2 separate regions of the Homo sapiens genome follow, and region 2 is linked to region 1. Evidence: chromatin loops called from intact Hi-C (ENCODE). Cell type or tissue: HCT116. All regions are shown on one strand. Links, peaks and the distances in the headings refer to the core of each region. The heading gives the core; the rest is flanking DNA. Region 1 has its middle 15 kb from the start of SH2B2. Region 2 has its middle 28 kb from the start of MYL10.

Region 1 (8,319 bases), core at 93-8,092:
ACTTGAGCAGTACAAAAAAGTATATGGCAGTATGACGCTTCCTCTAAAAACGTTAAACATAGAATTACCATAGGATCTAGTAATTCCACTTCTGGGTAGATACCCAAAAGAATTGAAGGCAGAGACTTGGAGAGATATTTATACACCCATGTTCACAGCAGAATTATCCGCCACAGCCAAAAGGTGGAAGCAATGTAAATGAATAGGTGAATGGATAAACAAAATGTGGTCTATATGCACAATAAAATATTATACAGCCTTAAAAAGGAAGGATTTTTTTTTTTTTTTGAGATGGAGTCTTGCTCTGTCACACAGGCTGGAGTGCAGTGGCACGATCTCATCAGCTCACTGCAACCTCTACCTCCCAGGTTCAAGCGATCCTCCTGCCTCAGCCTCCCAAGTAGCTGGGACTACAGGTGCCCGCCACCATGCCCGGCTAATTTTTGTATTTTTAGTAGAGACGGGGTTTCACCATGTTGGCCAGGCTGGTCTCAAACTCCCAACCTCAAGTGATCCACTTGCCTCAGCCTCCCAAAGTGTTGGGATTACAGGTGTGAGCCACCGCACCTGGCTCACCCTGCATTCTTGCAGTGCCACTGCCTGGCTTAAATCCTTCCTTGGTGCCCCTCCCTGCAGATTGAAGGCCACGCCTCCCAGCCTGGCAAGAGGGCACTTGCCTGGCGACTTGTTTCACCTGGAATGATCTATGCTCCCTTCTGGCTCACTGGCCCCCGTGTCTCCTCTACTGTGAGCATCTGAGTCTTCTTTCAAAGCCCAGTGTGGCATGACCTCCTCCAGGAAGCCCTCCCTGACTGCACAGAACAAATCTCTTCCCCCTGAGGTTTACGGTCTGTGCCACATCTCTCTCCTGAAAGCCTGTGTGTTCCCCAACTGTGTCCTTGGGCCCAAGGAGCATCAGGGAGAGAAGGATGTGACTCACGGCCTCAAGCTCCTGGTTCCGGGCACGGAAGCGCTCCCTCTGGCTGGAGATGATGGAAAGCAGTGAATCCACCTGGCCCTCTGGGAGGGCACCGCTGGCTGGTGCTGCAGGTCCTAGCAGGTAGAGGAGGGTGGCTTGGGGGGTGGCAGGAGGTGGAACCCAGCAGGCGGCCCTTTGGGGTGGGTCCCCCAGCCCTGGGGGATTTCTGCCAAATGCCATGGGGTAGAAGCCACATGGTGTCTGACTCCCTGGTGCTGGGCAGGTCGGGGAAGGGGAGGGGACAGCCAGGGGAACCGGGGAGCGTGAGAATGGATGGCAGGGGCTGACCTGACAATACGCACGCTGGGGAAGGGCCCAGCACCCCCGTCTGCGCTGTCAGAGGGCCAGGCCCAGAACTCCCCTCCCAGTCACTCTGTCCTTGAATCTGAGACCCTTGCAGCTGTCAGACTAGGCCTATATCCCCTGGGGAAGCAAAGGGGCAGGAGGGGAACTGGGGAGGCATGGGCACACCCCCAGTATCCCAGTCCAGCAGCCTCAGTTTCTGTCCTCAATACCCAAGGAGGCTGCCTTCCCCTCACTGCACGGACCTCCGGCTGCACTTTGGCAGTGAGGCCTGGCTGACCACCACTCACCAGCCTTTCACAGGCCACCGGCAGGGCTGAAGGGTCAGGGCCCCAAGGTGGGGGGTGTCAGTCTAAGATCCAGAAAGGCAGGTTGAGGGCTCATTCACCTTTTTGTTTTTTAGAGACAGGGTCTCGGTCTGTCGCCCAGGCTGGAGTGCAGTGGCACCATCATAGCTCACTGCAGCCTCCAATTCCTGGGCTCAGGCGATCCTCCCACCTCGGCCTCCAAAGTAGCCGGGACTATAGGTGTGCGCCACCACACCTAGCCTTACCCGACCCTTTGAAGGTTGCTGCTGCATTGCAGGCGTGGGGGCCTGACCTTCTTAGAGGAAGGGACTACTCTTTGGGGATCTGTGTTCTCAGGCGGTATCACCTGTCTCCTCTTCCCTCCTCCTCCCTCCTCCCATGGGTCAGGCCTCTCCTTACCGTAGAATAGGGCAGTGGCCTCTTTGATGGGCTCTGGGATCTTCTCCAGGCGGTGCTCAGCGGCACCCTGCAGGTGACAGGAAGCGATGAGGAGGTGCCTCCGCACAATGGGCACGGAATATTCCCTTTCAGCATGGCCAAGGCAAATGGCAGGGTGGGTGTGGCAAGGAGTGGGTGGGGCCATCCGGGGTGCAGGCTGGCTGCAGGAGGGCCCGGACCTGGACACGTGACATGAGCTACCAAAGAAGAGATGGCTGGGCCCTGAGTCACTCCTGAGGCCAGAGTTCAGCAGCAGTGCAGCTCTCCTCGCAGCCACTCAGCTTTGACATGCATCAGACACCTGGGCCTCCCTGGCCCTGCAACCAGCCTGCCACGTGACCTGGGACAGCCCAGACTTCTCTCCCGGAGTCCCACTGTGGACTCTACAGAATGGGAGGTGGGCGAGGAGATGCTCTCCCTGGGCTGTTTATGTCCCAGCCTGCTGTGATCTCTGGGCTCCAGGTCCTTTAGCTGGGAGATGGGTGCATGGTCCTGGCCTTGCCTCTGCCTCTGCTCTCAGGGCAGTGCCTGGAAAGACGGGCCTCTGTGCTACCGCTAGGAAGCCCTGTGGCCTCTGCCCCATGGCCTGTCACCCCAAATCGGAGGCAGGGTGGTATTCATGGAGTAAGCAGGGAGAACCCAATGGTTTTAGGTGACAGCCCTTCTGGGTTGTCACCAGCTGCCTGATACACAGGCTAATCTGGGAAGTCAGTGTTTGCAGAGGCTAAGTCAGTTGGGCAGGTATCGAGATGGGCATGGGGCAGGGGGGTGGGCTCACCTCGGCATCGGGCCGCTGGATGGACTGAATGATGCTCAGGTCCTGCTCCAGGCGGGCGATCAGCTCTCTCTGCTCAGTGGCTGTGGCCACAGCCTCAGTGATACGGACTTGCAGCTCCGCACAGCGTCCTGTGGCCAAAGGAAGACATGGCCGTCAGAGGGAGCCTGGTGGGACCCTTGGTGCCCTCCCCTGGTTCTGCCTCTCCAACCCACGGTCTGGAAGCAGGGCTGCCTGGATGCTGTGAGAGTGCTGGCTATTCCCTCCCAACTCACCACTGCCTAGAAGACCCCATTAGACCTAGGGCCTCCTCCAGGAAGCCCTCCCTGACTGTCAGAGGCACTCCTGGCCCCAAGCACTCTCTGGATTGATGAAATCCCCTGGGTAGGAGAAGGAGCTCAGGTCAGGGATTAGGAGAAACCGGTGCAATGTGGCTCTGCCCACGGCTGTTTGGGGGGCCCTGGCCAGCCCCTTTCCCTCTCTGGGCCTCACTTTGCTTGTCAGGCAGGGGCAAGGAGGCTCAGGTTGCTTCCTAGCTGATGTTCTGGGATAATGTCCAGTGGGAAGCCTGGGGGTAGGAGAGGCAGAGAAAGCCGCGGGGGTGCAGTGGGGCGCGTAGGGGTGCCACCTCTGGGCTGACAACAGAGGTGCTTGGTCCCGCCCCCAACAGAGGCTCCAGCTGCAGTGGTTGGGGTGGCGTGGTCCCCAAGGAGTCCCCCGACCCACAGCCCTGTCTGTCTCTCCCTCCTCCAGGTGCCAGGGTCATCTTTATAACAAAGCATCCAAACTGTGACTTTCCTGCCCTGCAGGAGGGTGAGAGATGTCGGGGAAGGGACCCAGACCCAAGCACGCATTGCCAGGCAGGACTTCAGTGACCCAGGAGCCAGGCAGCCCTGAGGGTGAGGTTTGGCCCTGTTTCTGGTTGACTGTGCGGCTCAGGGCCACTGGATCCCCCTTTCTGGTCCCAAATGGTGACATGTAACATGGTAACAATAAACCTTGTTTAGGGTGAGCTGTTGGGGCCGCAGAGAGGGAGACTGAGGCCTGAGACCCAGGACGCTGTCCTTTGGGGTAGGCTGCACAGCCGCCAGGGGGCACTGTGGCCTCAGAAATGCACAAAGGCTGCAGGCTGTGGGCAGTGCCAGGGAAATGGTATGTGCGGCCTCCTCCGTGGACTCATCCCTGACTGCGCGGCCTGCTGACCGGCTGTCATACCTGCCCTGGCTGGGCTTAGTGTCCTGGGCCAGGATGGGGCAGCCCAGCCTCACCCCCACATGCTCCTGGGTTCCCACTGCACACCAAGTCCTTATAGATGAGTCAGAAAAGACGATTCACATTTTACAGTCAAAGAACGGAGGCTTCCCGACCTGGGACCAAACCCAAGGCATCCACCCCCAGCTCTGTCTAAGCCCTTGCTCACACCAGAGTCTCGCCTCGTTCAGGCCCCGAATGGATTTATTTTATTTTATTTTATTGAGACAGAGTCTCACTCAGTCACCCAGGCTGGAGTGCAGTGGCTCCATCTCGGCTCACTGCAACCTCCGCCTCCAAGGTTCAAGCAATTTTCCTGCCTCAACCTCCTGAGTAGCTGGGATTACAGGCGCCTGCCACCGTGCCCAGTTAATTTTTGTATTTTTAGTAGAGACGGGGTTTAGCAATGTTGTCCAGGTTGGTCTCAACCTCAAGTGATCTGTCCGCCTCAACCTCCCAATGTGCTGGGATTACAGGCGTGAGCCACCGCACTGGGCCCCTAAATGGATTTCTTCCTTCAGACATTCACTGAGCCCCTGGGTCCCTGGCAGGAAGGTGGTATCTGCGGAAGTGAGGAGGGGATGAGGGAAGAGGCAGGACCTGAAGGCAGGACCCGGCCTTGGAGGGAGGACTGTCGGGGGCAGGGTTGGGGCTGGCCCTGGGCCACCTGCAGGGACTTTAAGGAGACCCCAAAGGGGAGAGGTCCAGAGAGACGATAAATACCATGCCCTCCTGGCCTGAGTACAGAGTCCTTGGGTCCTGGCCTGTGGGATGGGATGGCAGAGCCGGCCACACATGCTTAGGATGGGAGGTGGACAGCGGTTGTGAGATGTAGGGAGAGGAAACCACCAGAAAGCTAATGGGGCCTTGGGTCACATTAATAGAGGTGAAGGTCCTGGACCAAGGGAGGGGATGCTTCAGTTTGGCCACAAACAGGAGCACATCCAAGAACCGTGCTGGGACCATGGGGACAGACTCCTGGGATAAAAAGAGGGCGTTAAGCTCCAACAAGGCTCAGGGAAGCCACATTCCACCTCAGGGATGAGGGCCTGGGGGACAGAGAGACAGGGCTGAGATGGAGAACCTTTGCAGAGGTGACTTTTGCCTGGCCAGAGTGAGCCCTTTTCCCTGGAGGTGTGCGCCTGGCAAGAGGGGTGGATAAAAAGCTGCTGAGATGATTCCTTGCACTGCCTGTTTTATCTGCCCCCAGTCTGTGACCACCCCAGTGTGGTCTTGGTCAGGTCCCTGGGGTGGCAGCAACTTGCAGCTCCCAGCACCATCCGTGGGCACCAGGGAGATGATGGGGTGCGTGGGCCTGGTCCCCGTGCACTTGTTCCTGTGTCTGCTACTGCAGGGGTGGGCACACAGTCCTGCCGTGTATGTAGGTGACATTCTGTGCAGGTGTGAGCATCCTGGCTGCAAACCCTCTATCCTAGGCTGCCCCGGTTCCCAGCTGGTGGCCCGCTATCCTGGAAAAGGCCCATGTGTTAAGCTGGCCTGGAGGCCTGGCCATTGGCGCTGCTGCAGATGCTCTGGGCACTGGGTTAGCTCCTGAGGGGATCTGAGGGTGCAGGGCTGAGTGGTTGGGGGAGGCCATCCCTGAAGAGGTGGCTTGGGGTGATAGGAGCACAGGCCAGTTGCACGGGCAGCAGAATTGGGGGATGGCTGCTGGTGAGGCAGAGAGAACAGGCTGGGTAAGACAGGGCAGCAGAGGCTGGCAGACGGTGAGACTGGAGGGAAGGCTGTGGGTAGAGGGGGGTGGACAGAGAACTGGAGGCTGCAGGGGACAGGATCTGGACACTGTCCCAGAGCCCAGCTGGATCCCAGCAGCAACCAGAGCTGTGCTTTGAAACTGTCACTCCACGCTGGGAGGAAGCGAAGGCCAGGAGACTGGCTGTGCGGGCTTCCACCAGAGAGGGGCCTCAGTTAGATGTACTTAGAGAAGGACAGGGCCTCACCGGCCACGGGAGGGTCCCCTATCCCCCACCGGCTGCCTCACCCTGCCTTCTCTGCTGGAGGCTGGAACACGCAGGTGGGGAAGCTGGGGTGACATCTCTGGTGGCCACTTGATGTCAAGTCCAGAACCGGGCTTGCATTCTGGCCCTGCCTTTTATGAATTTCACGATCTTCGGCAAGTTCTTCAACCTCTGGAGTACAGGGCTCTGGGGCGAGGACACAGAAGGAGCTGGAGAGAGAGCTGTGGACCCCATCGCTGTACAGAACCCAGGTGGGGAGGCCCGGGCCTGGCCCCCTGTGGGGGAAGGGGTGGGCAGCTGGCTGGCTCGGTTCTGGTAAGCACGAAGGTGCTTGTGAACAGCTAAGGGCATGTGTGTGGTGGGGTTTGGACCTGTGGACCTGAGGCTGGATATGCTGGTTGAGGAGATCTAGGGCCCCAACGGTCAGAGCTTGGAAGCGTTTGGGGGGGGCATGGAAGAAGACAGTAAGATGAGGGAAAGTTTGGAACTTCTTAGAGACTTGTTCGATGGTTGTGACCAAAATGCTGTAATGAGTTAAGACTGTGGGGGTGGGCGTGGTGGCTCACGCCTGTAATCCCAGCACTTTGAGAGGCCGAGGCGGGCAGATCACCTGAGGTCAGGAGTTTGAGACCAGCCTGGCCAACATGGCGAAAACTCGTCTCTACTAAAAATACAAAAAAAAAAAAAAAAAAAAAAATTAGCCGGGCATGGTGGCGGACCCCTGTAATCCCAGCTATTTGGGAGGCTGAGGCAGGAGAATGGCTTGAACCTGGGAGGCGGAGGTTACAGTGAGCTGAGATGGCACCATTGTACTCCACCCTGGGCAACAAGAGTGAAACTCCATCTAAAAAAAAAAAGACTTTGGGGTACTGTTGGAAAGGCATGATTGTATTTTGCAATGTGAGAAGGACATGAGATTTGCGTGAGGGGGCAGGGGTGGAATTATATAGTTTGGATATTCATCCCTGTCCACATCTCATGTTGAAATGTAATCAAGCCAGGTGCAGTGGCTCTTGCCTATAATTCCAGCACTTTGGGAGGCTGAGGAGGGAGGATCACTGGAGCCCAGGAATTCGAGACCAGCCTGGGTAACATGGAAAAACCCTGTCTCTACACAAACAAACAAACAAACAAACAAACAAACAAACAAAAAAACCCACACAAAAAATTAGCTGGGTGTGGTGGTGTAGCTGTAGTCCCAGCTACTAGGGAGGCTGAGATGGGAGGATCACCTGAGCCCAGGAGGCAGAGGTTGCAGTGAGCTGTGATCACACCACTGCACTCTTGCTTGGGTGACAGAGTAAGACCCTGTCTCAAAAAAAAAAAAAAGTAATTAATCCCCAGTGTTGGAAGTGGGGCCTGGTGGGAGGTGTTTGGGGGACAGGGCGGGTCCCTTGTGGCGCGGTGCTGTCTCTGAGATAGGGATCTGGTTGTTTAAGGAGCGTGGCACCTCCCCCACCCCCATTCTCTCTCTCTTCCTCCTGGCCTCGCCATGTCTCACACCTGCTCCCACTTCGCCTTCCACCATGAGTAAAGCCTCCAACGCCTCCCCAGAAGCCAAACCGACACCAGCGCCACGCTTCTGGTACAGCCTGCAGAACCATGAGCCAAAGAAACCCCTTTTCTTGATAAATTACACAGCCTCAGGTATTTCTCTATAGCAATGCAAGAACAGCTAATACAGAAAATCAGGGGTGGTGGACAGGTCCTGAGACAGTGCTGCTGTGAGGTGGCCAGAGCTTCAGGGGGTGATCCACAAAGGGGGTCCCGCAAAGACCCTGAGAAGAGGCAGCAGGAGGCAGGGGAGACAGCAGGAGGATGCATGTGAAGGCACCAAGATGAGGCAGGAGGGTCAATGAATATGGAGGGTCAGGGGGTCAGAAGCTACAGAGAGGCTGAGCGAGGCGAAGGTGTTGTCGTCGAGGTGGTGGGGGCATGCAGGGCTGCAAGGCACAGCCCGATGGGCAGAACTGGTGGAAGAGCAGTAACGTGTGCCCGAGAGGGGATCTTGAGAAGCATAGAGTGTGTGGAATGGACCATCTGCAACCCAGAAACCCAGGAGAGAGGGACAGATTTTGTTTAGGGGAGAGAGGGATGACAGGCGACGGGTGGATAAGTGAGCATAAGACAGGGAAAGGGGCTCAGAAAAGGAGTCTGTGGTGCAAGGGCCCAAGACGGTCCCCTTCCCCTCAGGAAAGACTGGGACCTCATCCTCTGGGAGAACCCACAAAGACATCCTAGAGGGGGCACCTCACAGAGGGGAGGAGGGAATCAAAGCATCTTTAAGGT
Region 2 (8,319 bases), core at 42-8,041, 670 kb after region 1:
CAGCCAGGACATGGCTGGGGTGGAAGTGGGGACTAGGGGCTGATGGTGTCTTTAGCCTGGGACACCACACTTCAGGGCAATGAAATGTCCTCATGGAATTTCAGGCCTCAGGGGCTGGTGAAGGCATGCGGTGAGGTTCCGAGGGGGTGCCCCCATAGCTAGAGTCTGGATGGAAAATTGTACTCTATGCCTGCTGTGAGCTGAGGCCCGGGCTGGGCTAAGGATTTCAGTCTGACTGGGGGTTGGCTTGGGCCTCCGGGGATCCCAGGGGTCTGTCCGTGTCTGTTTTTCTCTTCCTGTCTCTCTCAAACACAAGGTCTCGCTTGATCAAGGTGAAGTAGAGCCCTGAGAGGGAGGGAGTTTAGGGGAGGGTGGATCCCTGCTGGCCCCGGAGGCCTGGGTTTGCATCCAGGTCTGCCACGGCTAGATGGGTGTCCCTGGGAAAGTCACCAACCTCACTGGGACTCAGCTTCTCCATTTGGAAAATGGAGACAGTGACGATGCCAAGTTTCCAGGCTGCTCTCCTCCTTCAAGCAGGCTAGGCCTGGGGATCCGAGGGTGGACAGAAACACCTCACCAGACCACACTGAGCTTATATCCAGGAGAAGGCCAACGCCATGACCAGTGAGGACATCATGATGCAAGAAGGACTCAAGGTGACAGAGAGGTAGACAGCCAGAGGACAGGCTGTGGTGGATGGAAGAGAGTGGCCCACAACTGTGTGGGCCATGGTAAAGGTTTGGCCCTTGCTGGGTGTGGTGGCTCACGTGTGTAATCCCAGCACTTTGGGAGGCTGAGGCAGGAGGACTGCTTGAGGCCAGGGGTTTGAGACCAGCCTGGGCAACATAGTGAGACCCCATCTCTGAAAAAAAAAAAAAAAAAGCTGGGTGTAGTACTGTGTGCCTGGGGTCCCAGCTACTTGGGAGACTGAGGCAAGAGTATTGACTGAGCCCAGGAATTGGAGGCTGCAGTGAGCTATGATTGTCCCACTGCACTCTAGCCTGGGTGACAGGGCAAGACCCTGTCTCTAAGGAATAAAAAAGGGACACTTTCACTCCATTGGGAGTGACATAACCAGAAATGTGATTTATTAAACCAGGATGACAAATGCCAAGTCAGGAAATGCCTGTGGAGCTGAAGAAGCACAGTGGGGATGCCCTTTTCAGCCTGGAGGGCTTCCTGGAGGAGGTGATAACTTGAAGAATGGGTGGCAGAAATGCAGACAAAGAGGAGATGATGACCAGTCTCCAAATGAAAGATGCTGAAAGGGAGTCTCCTTCCACAATGTTCTCTCCTGGTTGCATCAAGGAGAGATGCTGGATTTGGTGCAGACAGGTCTCTGACCAGCCTACTGCCCTCTTTAGCAAGGGAGCAGACACCAGGCTGAGAGCCTTCCCTAGGCCCCGGCAGCCAGCCAGAATTGAACGGCATTGTTCCGTTTTCATGGTATGCATTTTTTTTTTTTTTTTTTGAGACGGAGTCTTGCATTGTCACCCAGGCTGGAGTGCAGTGGCATGATCTCGGCTCACTGCAACCTCTGCCTCCTGGGTTCAAGCAATTCTTCTGCCTCAGCCTCCTGAGTAGCTAGGATTACAGGCACCTGCCACCACGCCTGGCTGATTTTTGTATTTTTAGTAGAGACAGGGTTTCACTATGTTGGCCAGGCTGGTCTCGAACTCCTGACCTCGTGATCCACCCACCTCAGCTTCCGAAAGTGCTGGGATTATAGGCATGACCCACTGCTCCCAGCCATGGCATGCATTTTTATGCATGTTGTCTGTATGTGGCACAGGGGACTAGCTTTTCATTTTTGATAGCAAGGTTTCTTTTTTATAAAAGCTTTCTTTAAAATAAACATATGTATAGGAGTCGATTTAAGGAAAAAGATAAATGTAAACAATATTTAGCTACAAAAAAAAAAGTCATGAAGGTGAAATGAGAATCACTGAAGTCTGGGAAAAGGCCAGGCGCGGTGGCTCACGCCTGGAATCTCAGCACTCTGGGAGGCCGAGGTGAGTGAATTACCTGAGGTCAGGAGTTCAAGACCAGCCTGGCCAACATGGTGAAACCCCGTCTCTACTAAAAATATAAAAATTAGCCGGGCATGGTGGCACATGCCTGTAATCCCAGCTACTGGGAAGACTGAGGTGGGAGAATCACTTGAACCCAGCGGGGGGCAGAGGTTGCGGTGAGCAGAGATTGCACCAGTGTACTCCAGCCTGGGCGGTAGAGTGAGACTCCGTCTCAAAAAGATAATAATAAAATAAGGCTGGGCATGGTGGCTCATGCCTGTAATCACAGCTACCTGGGAGGCTGAGGCAGGAGAATCACTTGAACCCTGGTGGTGGAGGTTGCAGTGAGCCAAGATTGTACCACTGCACTCCAGCCTAGGCGACAGAGCGAGACTCTGTAAAATAAAATAAAATTAAAAAAAAAAGTGAAGTCTGGGAAGAGCTGAATTCTGAAGAAGAGGCTGTGAGAGATTAATTTGAAGGTGGATGTTCCAGAACCTTCTGGAACACGGGTTCCAGAACTGGTGTAGCTTCACTATACCAGTGTCATCTTCCAGTCTTGAGTCCAAATCTCCTTGAATAAAGAGGCTTGATCCTGGAACCCAAACAGGCAGGGTGAGGCCAGGGAAGTGTGGCTGCTCACAGACAGACGGACACACAGCCTCCCAGCCCCGTGGGAGCTTCTGTGCTGGCACCCGCGTGACGTGGGGTTTCAGGCTAGTAGCAGGTCGTGGGGGCCCCCGAGGCTTCTTAACAGACTATGAGAGGGACTGTGTTGTGCGGGGCAGGTCCTGCCTCCTCTAGGCCCCAGACCCCTTTGTGCCGCCAGGACTCTGGCCTGACGTGGTTGGTGAGCGTGGGCCTGGCAATGGGGCTGGGAAGGAGAGGCCAGCCTGGAGCCGCCCTAATCCGGGTTTAGCTCTCACTTCAAAGCTGGTGGCTTCAGCTTCATTGGAATGTCCAGCCATGGGGGAAGGAGGGACGCGCCTGGCTCCCATCAAGCGCCAGGGAGTCACTGTGGCCTCTTGAGGGCCAGGGTGAGGGGTGGGATGGGGGTGGGGCTGGAGAGCTCAGTGAGGCATCTGGGGTGGGGAGCCCCAGCCCTGCCCCTTATAGCTGTGTGACCTCAAGGCTAGTGGTTCAACCTCTCTGAGCCTTCATATCCCTCATCAGGGAAACAGGGTTAGCGGCACCCCCTCTCCTGGGGCCATATCTGGTGCAGGGCCTGGCCCAGGGCGGGGAGACCCCAGTCTGTGCACAGCCTGGTGCGTCAACGGGCTTTTGCAGCGAGGGCGGCCCTTGTGGCTCCACAGCGCCATCTACTGACAGCTGAGCAGCCTCTCCTGGCTCCGCCTTCCCCAAAGCCTCTGGGGCTTGGGAATCTCTAGATCACAGTCGGCACAAGAGTCCACAGCGCAACTTTGGTGCAGAGAAGACTAAATTCAAGCCCCGGCTGCTTAACCTATTCGATGTTAAGTTTCCTTAAGTAAAAAAAAATAGCAGCAAACACTTAGAGAACAGTCACCGAGCCCCAGGCAGTGTGCACTAACGTGTGTAACCCTCCCAGCAACCCTGAGGAGTACATCCTATTATTATACCATTTGACAGATGAGAAGACTGAGGCCAGAGAGGGTAAGGCACCGAGTCAAGACGCCTACCTGCCTGGCCTGTCCCAGCTCTGCCGCTTACTGACTGTGCGACCTACAGAGCAGCCAAGTGAGTACAGCTGGGGCACCCGCCTTGCACGGCTGCGGGGAGGAATTACACCTGGGAACAGTGGAAACCCTTGGCTCCAGACGCTGTGATCCAGTGACTCCAGCCACCTAACGCTCGGTGCCTCTGTGTCCCCATCTTCAGTGTTTTCACACATCTGTGACGTCTTCGCTCTGAGTTGGTGGCCCCTGCCTGTCCACATGTCCCCAGCAAAGGTCCACGAAGCAATCCTCTATCCAGCCTCAGTCCTGTGTCCTCGGGGGCACTGGAAGGCAGGCAGTTGGCAGGAGGCTGGGGAGGGCGGGATATTCAGGGGGAAGAGACCTTGGTCCTGGTCCCATGTCCACGGGAGGGGACCAAGGAGGGTTGTGTGTCCCGGGCCCTAAATGGAGCGGGACACAGTCATCGGGGACCTCAGCTGTTAGACTCTGATCCACGCCTTTCTCCACATTTGTTCAAAGTGGGTTTCCTCTCCTCGCGGGCTTCCAAGTGTTCTTTAGGTGACCTGACCCAACCACTCACTCAGGAACCTGGGCAGCACCCCCAGGACAATGGGTGGCAGGGGGGTGTCCCTTTCTGTCCCCACCTGTCACTGCCTGGCTGTGTGGTCCCCTCTGCCATCCTTTGTTTCCTGGTCTGCAAATGGAATGACATTATACCTCCAGCCATTTCCACTGCCAGCACTCCCATAACCTTTCCCTCCCTCTCTGCAGCCCAGCCCATCAGGGCATTGGGTGATTCAAGGCTGCAGGTTTGAGGCCTCCAAGCACCTCCAGTGGGAGGCTTGGAGACAGACAAAGCTGTGAAGTTTGACTCCCAAAGTGGGGCAACAAGATTCCTGGCTTCCATGGATAGGGGCGGTAGAAGAGCCAAGGATGGGGCCTCGATGAGGCTCTGGATCCCTGGGACAGCCTGGAGGGACAGCCTCAGGCTCCTGCACCGTCTGGGTCCCACCTGCCCCTTTTCCACACTGCCTCCATTCAGCGAAAGGCCCCTCCTGGAATGCCCTCATCCATTCTGGTAAATACTGGTTCTTCTCCCTCCTGCCCTGCCCAGAACTTCCATCAAGCGGGCAGACGTGAGTCTCCCATAAAAGCTGGAGGCCTGGCCAGATGCAGCGGCTCACGCCTGTAATCCCAGCACTTTGGGAGGCGGAGGCACGCGGATCACTTGAGGTCTGTAGTCCAAGACCAGCCTGGCCAACATGGTGAAACCCCGTCTCTACTAAAAAAATTAGCTGGGTATGATTGTGTGCCTGTAATCCCAGCTACTCGAGAGGCTGAAGCATGGTCATTGCCTTTGGGATGGGATCTCCGGCCAGGCTGGGCCCAGAGCAGTCCTGGCTGGGGACTGAGGACTCTCACTGGCTCACCATCCAGGCAGGCCCTCCTGGACAAGAGCCGTCCCTATGCCCACCTGCCAGTGAGGTTGCCCAGTCCCTGGGTGGCCTGGGCCACCTGACACATGGCCCTCAACAGTCTACACAGCACCTGGACCTCCACTGTGAGGTGGGCCAGGCAGGCTGGAGTACCCATTTTACAGTTGAGAAAGCTGGGATTCAGAGAGAAAAGGCAGCTCTCGTTTGCACACATAGGCAGGAAGTGGCAGGATGAGCCCAAAAGTCAGGGCGGAGGACCCTGGCCCAGCACTTTCCCTACACGCTGCTGTGAAGGCTCACACCCCAGCTCAGATCAGTTTCCGGGGGACTGGGCACAGAAGGCCAGTGACAGAGAAGCCCAGAGCTGGAGCAGGGACTGATTTTTTTGAGCGCCTGTGCTGGATCTGGTAGACGGGGCTTCACGCGGTTGGTCTCTCTAAAATCTCTCTCCAGCCTTAGGGCCGGGCATGGTGGCTCACGCTGTAATCCCAGCACTTTGGGAAGCTGAGGTGGGCGGATCACTTGAGGTCAGGAGTTCAAGACCAGCCTGGCCAACACAGTGAAACCCCATCTCTACTAAAAATACAAAAATTAGCAAGGCACGGTGGCAGACACCTGTAGTCCTAGCTACTCGTGAGGCTGAGGCAGGAGAATCACTTGAACCTGGGAGGCAGAGGTTGCAGTGAGCTGAGATTGCACCACTGCACTCCAGCCTGGGCAACAGAGTGAGGCTTCATCTCAAAACAAAAACAAAAACAACAAACACCTCTCTTTAGCCTTGTGTTGCTGTGCTATTTTGTAGGGGAATAGGTGCTAATATTCCCATTCTGCAGATGAGGAAACTGAGGCTCAGATAAGCTAAGATACTTGTCCAAGGGCCACAACTGCCCACGGCTGTCTGCTCTCGAAGCCTGTCATCTTTCCACTCCAAGGATGTGGTCACACTGCCCTTTCAATTACCAGAGACTTCACTTTGCAAACCACCAGTGGGTGCCTCCTTGGACCAGGCTTATGCTAAGCACTAGGAATCGGTGTGGGCTCACACCCAGCCTCTGTTCTTGAGAAGCTGGGCAGTGGACACATCCATAAACATCCCAGGGCATGGGCTAGGCAGAGTCCCGGGGGCCTGGAGGAGGGAGAAGTCCCGGTTGCTGGGAGATGGGGAGCCATCCAGGGCACCAATGAGCCAGGCCCGCCAGGGCAGGAGGAGCTCCGAGAGGCAGTAGACAGCCTGTTGTCATCACAGTTGTTGGGAGGCCAAGCTCAGCGAGTGATCAGGAGGCAGGACCTGAGCTGAGAGAGGCTCTCAGGTCAGGTGGCAGGACCCGGGTCCTCCGGCCAGAGCAGAGTAGTCATTTCGAAGGCATGGGGAACCTCCCGTGAGGCTTCGGCCCCTGCATGGGTGCTGTGGCTTTGCCTTCCTTTTGGGGAATGGATGGAAGGCCCGTGTTGCCGTCCACAGAGGTGACGACAGAGGCCACTGCTGGTCACAGTGAGAGGCCAGTGTGTGCTCTGTCTTGCATTCCTGCCCCGCGGGTCCTTGGAAAAGCCAGAGACTGCCATCTGGTCTCTATGGGTGGAACTAAGGTCACATGCCAAGAGGGCAGAGGGCAGTGGTTTCTTGACCATCTGAGTTCCATTCCCTCTGGGTCAGTTTTGGCTTCTGGGATCTGCCCTGTGAGCTCACAGAAAAGTACGGACTCCAGCAAGCTGCAGGCCCAGTTACCCTGGGAGATTCCAGCTGAGATGGGGCCTACTACTCCCCCTGGCTGGTCCCTTCCACCAGGGTGCCAGTGGCCACTGGGCAACAAAGCCCAGAAACAAGATGAGCTGGGAGCAAAGTTCCTTTAGCTCCATCCCCCAGCTGGGCCCAGTGTGTGGGGGGCCCAGGATCTGGATGAGAGGGGGTGCCTGCCTGACGTCACCAGTCAGCTTTGCCAAAGCCGACCGACCAGAACACACAAGCTGCTGCTTCCCAGGAAGTGGGGCAGGAGGGGGCTGGGCTGTCCCTGCCACTCCAGGTGCTCGTGCAGGCTCTGGGGCCTGGTTGGGCCTGGGTCTCTTCTCCAGGGTGGACGCTCTGCCCGTCCGCCTGTGCAGTTTCACCCCTACCCAGGCTCCATCTGGGACCCTCTCTGGCCTCAGTCATTGGTCCTTGGAGCAGGGTGTCGGCCAGGCCTAGGATTTGCGTCCTCAGCACAGGGTCATCAAAGCCTTGACGAGGCCCTCCGGCGGCTTGCCAGTTTCCGAGAGGTGAGATCATACACCTGAAAGTGGGCCCGCCCGGCCCTGCGCCTTGAATGGACTTCTTGTTCTCCCAGATCCTGGCTGTCAGCGCCAGGCTTGTCAGCAGGAGGTGACTCTGTTGGCCGTTCCTGCCTGGCCAGAGGCCCTGCCAGAGGCTAGGCGAGGGTGGGAGGCAGCTCAGAGCTGGCCCTGAACAGTCCCTCCAGCTGGGAGGCCCCGTTGTCTCTGCACCCCTTGTCCCTGATAGTGGGGCATGGGAAGGAGATGCCGTATCATAGGGTCTTCCATCGTGAAATCCTAGAAGTGTCTGGTACTCAAATGCTCAGTACAAGCTGCAGGGCCCCTGTATTCAGCAGCTTGGCTCTCATGCCTTCCCGGGGGGCCCAGAGATAAATAAGGCCAATGACTACCCACGAGGTGCACCCAGCCCAGGGAGCAGAATGAGTGGTTGGGTCTCAACGTTACGACCTGGCCAGTGGGATCTTAGAGGCAAGTCCTGTATACAGAACTTCAGAGCATAGAGAAGGGAGGGAATGCAGGCTTAGAGGTGGTAGGCTGCATGAGGAAGGGTTGTCAAGCTGAGCCCTAGTGGAGGAAGATGGGCAGGGGACAAAGATGGAGACAGCTAGTGTAGGCCCTACAGTGGGAACAGTGTGGCCTGGAGCTCTGGCCAGGGCAGGACAGTGGGGGTGGGGAGGATAGAAGGGGCTGGGGGCATGGATACTGTCCTGGCCTTAGGGAATGTCCTTTTCCCACTAGGACCCCTTCCATTTCTGGTTTCTTTCTTCAAAGTCCCCTGTTCACCCCCATAATCAGAGTTTCCTTTTGATCTCTCTTTGAATGCTTTCTAGGCATTCCTCCTATGTTTGCACACTGTTGGGCTATTCTTTTTTTTTTTTTTTTTTTTGAGACGGAGTTCTGCTCTTGTTGCCCAGGCTGGAATGCAATGGCATGATCTTGGTTCACTGC

What was found. Hi-C counts contacts between places; a loop is a spot of excess contacts. Peaks named below come from ENCODE experiments on the same cell type or tissue, not always from the same donor. Only the 100,000 strongest peaks of a DNase experiment are listed, where the experiment ranks them.
Region 2: it touches region 1 in a loop (12-fold over the local background); 62 of 110 quality-filtered maps call a loop at or near these places.

The regions. Positions count from the first base shown.
Region 1 is chr7:102,267,981-102,276,299 of GRCh38, reverse strand. It overlaps a transcript of CUX1 not described here. Among named protein-coding and RNA genes, the nearest start is that of SH2B2, 15 kb to the left of the region's middle. RefSeq lists an enhancer at 1,333-2,166 and a silencer at 8,227-8,319. In HCT116, for the core only: CTCF peaks have their summits at 3,672 and 3,884 (motif pointing right); DNase peaks (open chromatin) are centred at 2,219 and 3,919; H3K4me3 peaks cover 1,837 bases; H3K27ac peaks cover 1,874 bases.
Region 2 is chr7:101,597,600-101,605,918 of GRCh38, reverse strand. No RefSeq gene overlaps it. Among named protein-coding and RNA genes, the nearest start is that of MYL10, 28 kb to the left of the region's middle. RefSeq lists a silencer at 3,190-3,249 and enhancers at 5,811-6,738, 6,739-7,667. In HCT116, for the core only: a CTCF peak has its summit at 3,321 (motif pointing left); DNase peaks (open chromatin) are centred at 3,368 and 7,378; H3K27ac peaks cover 1,336 bases.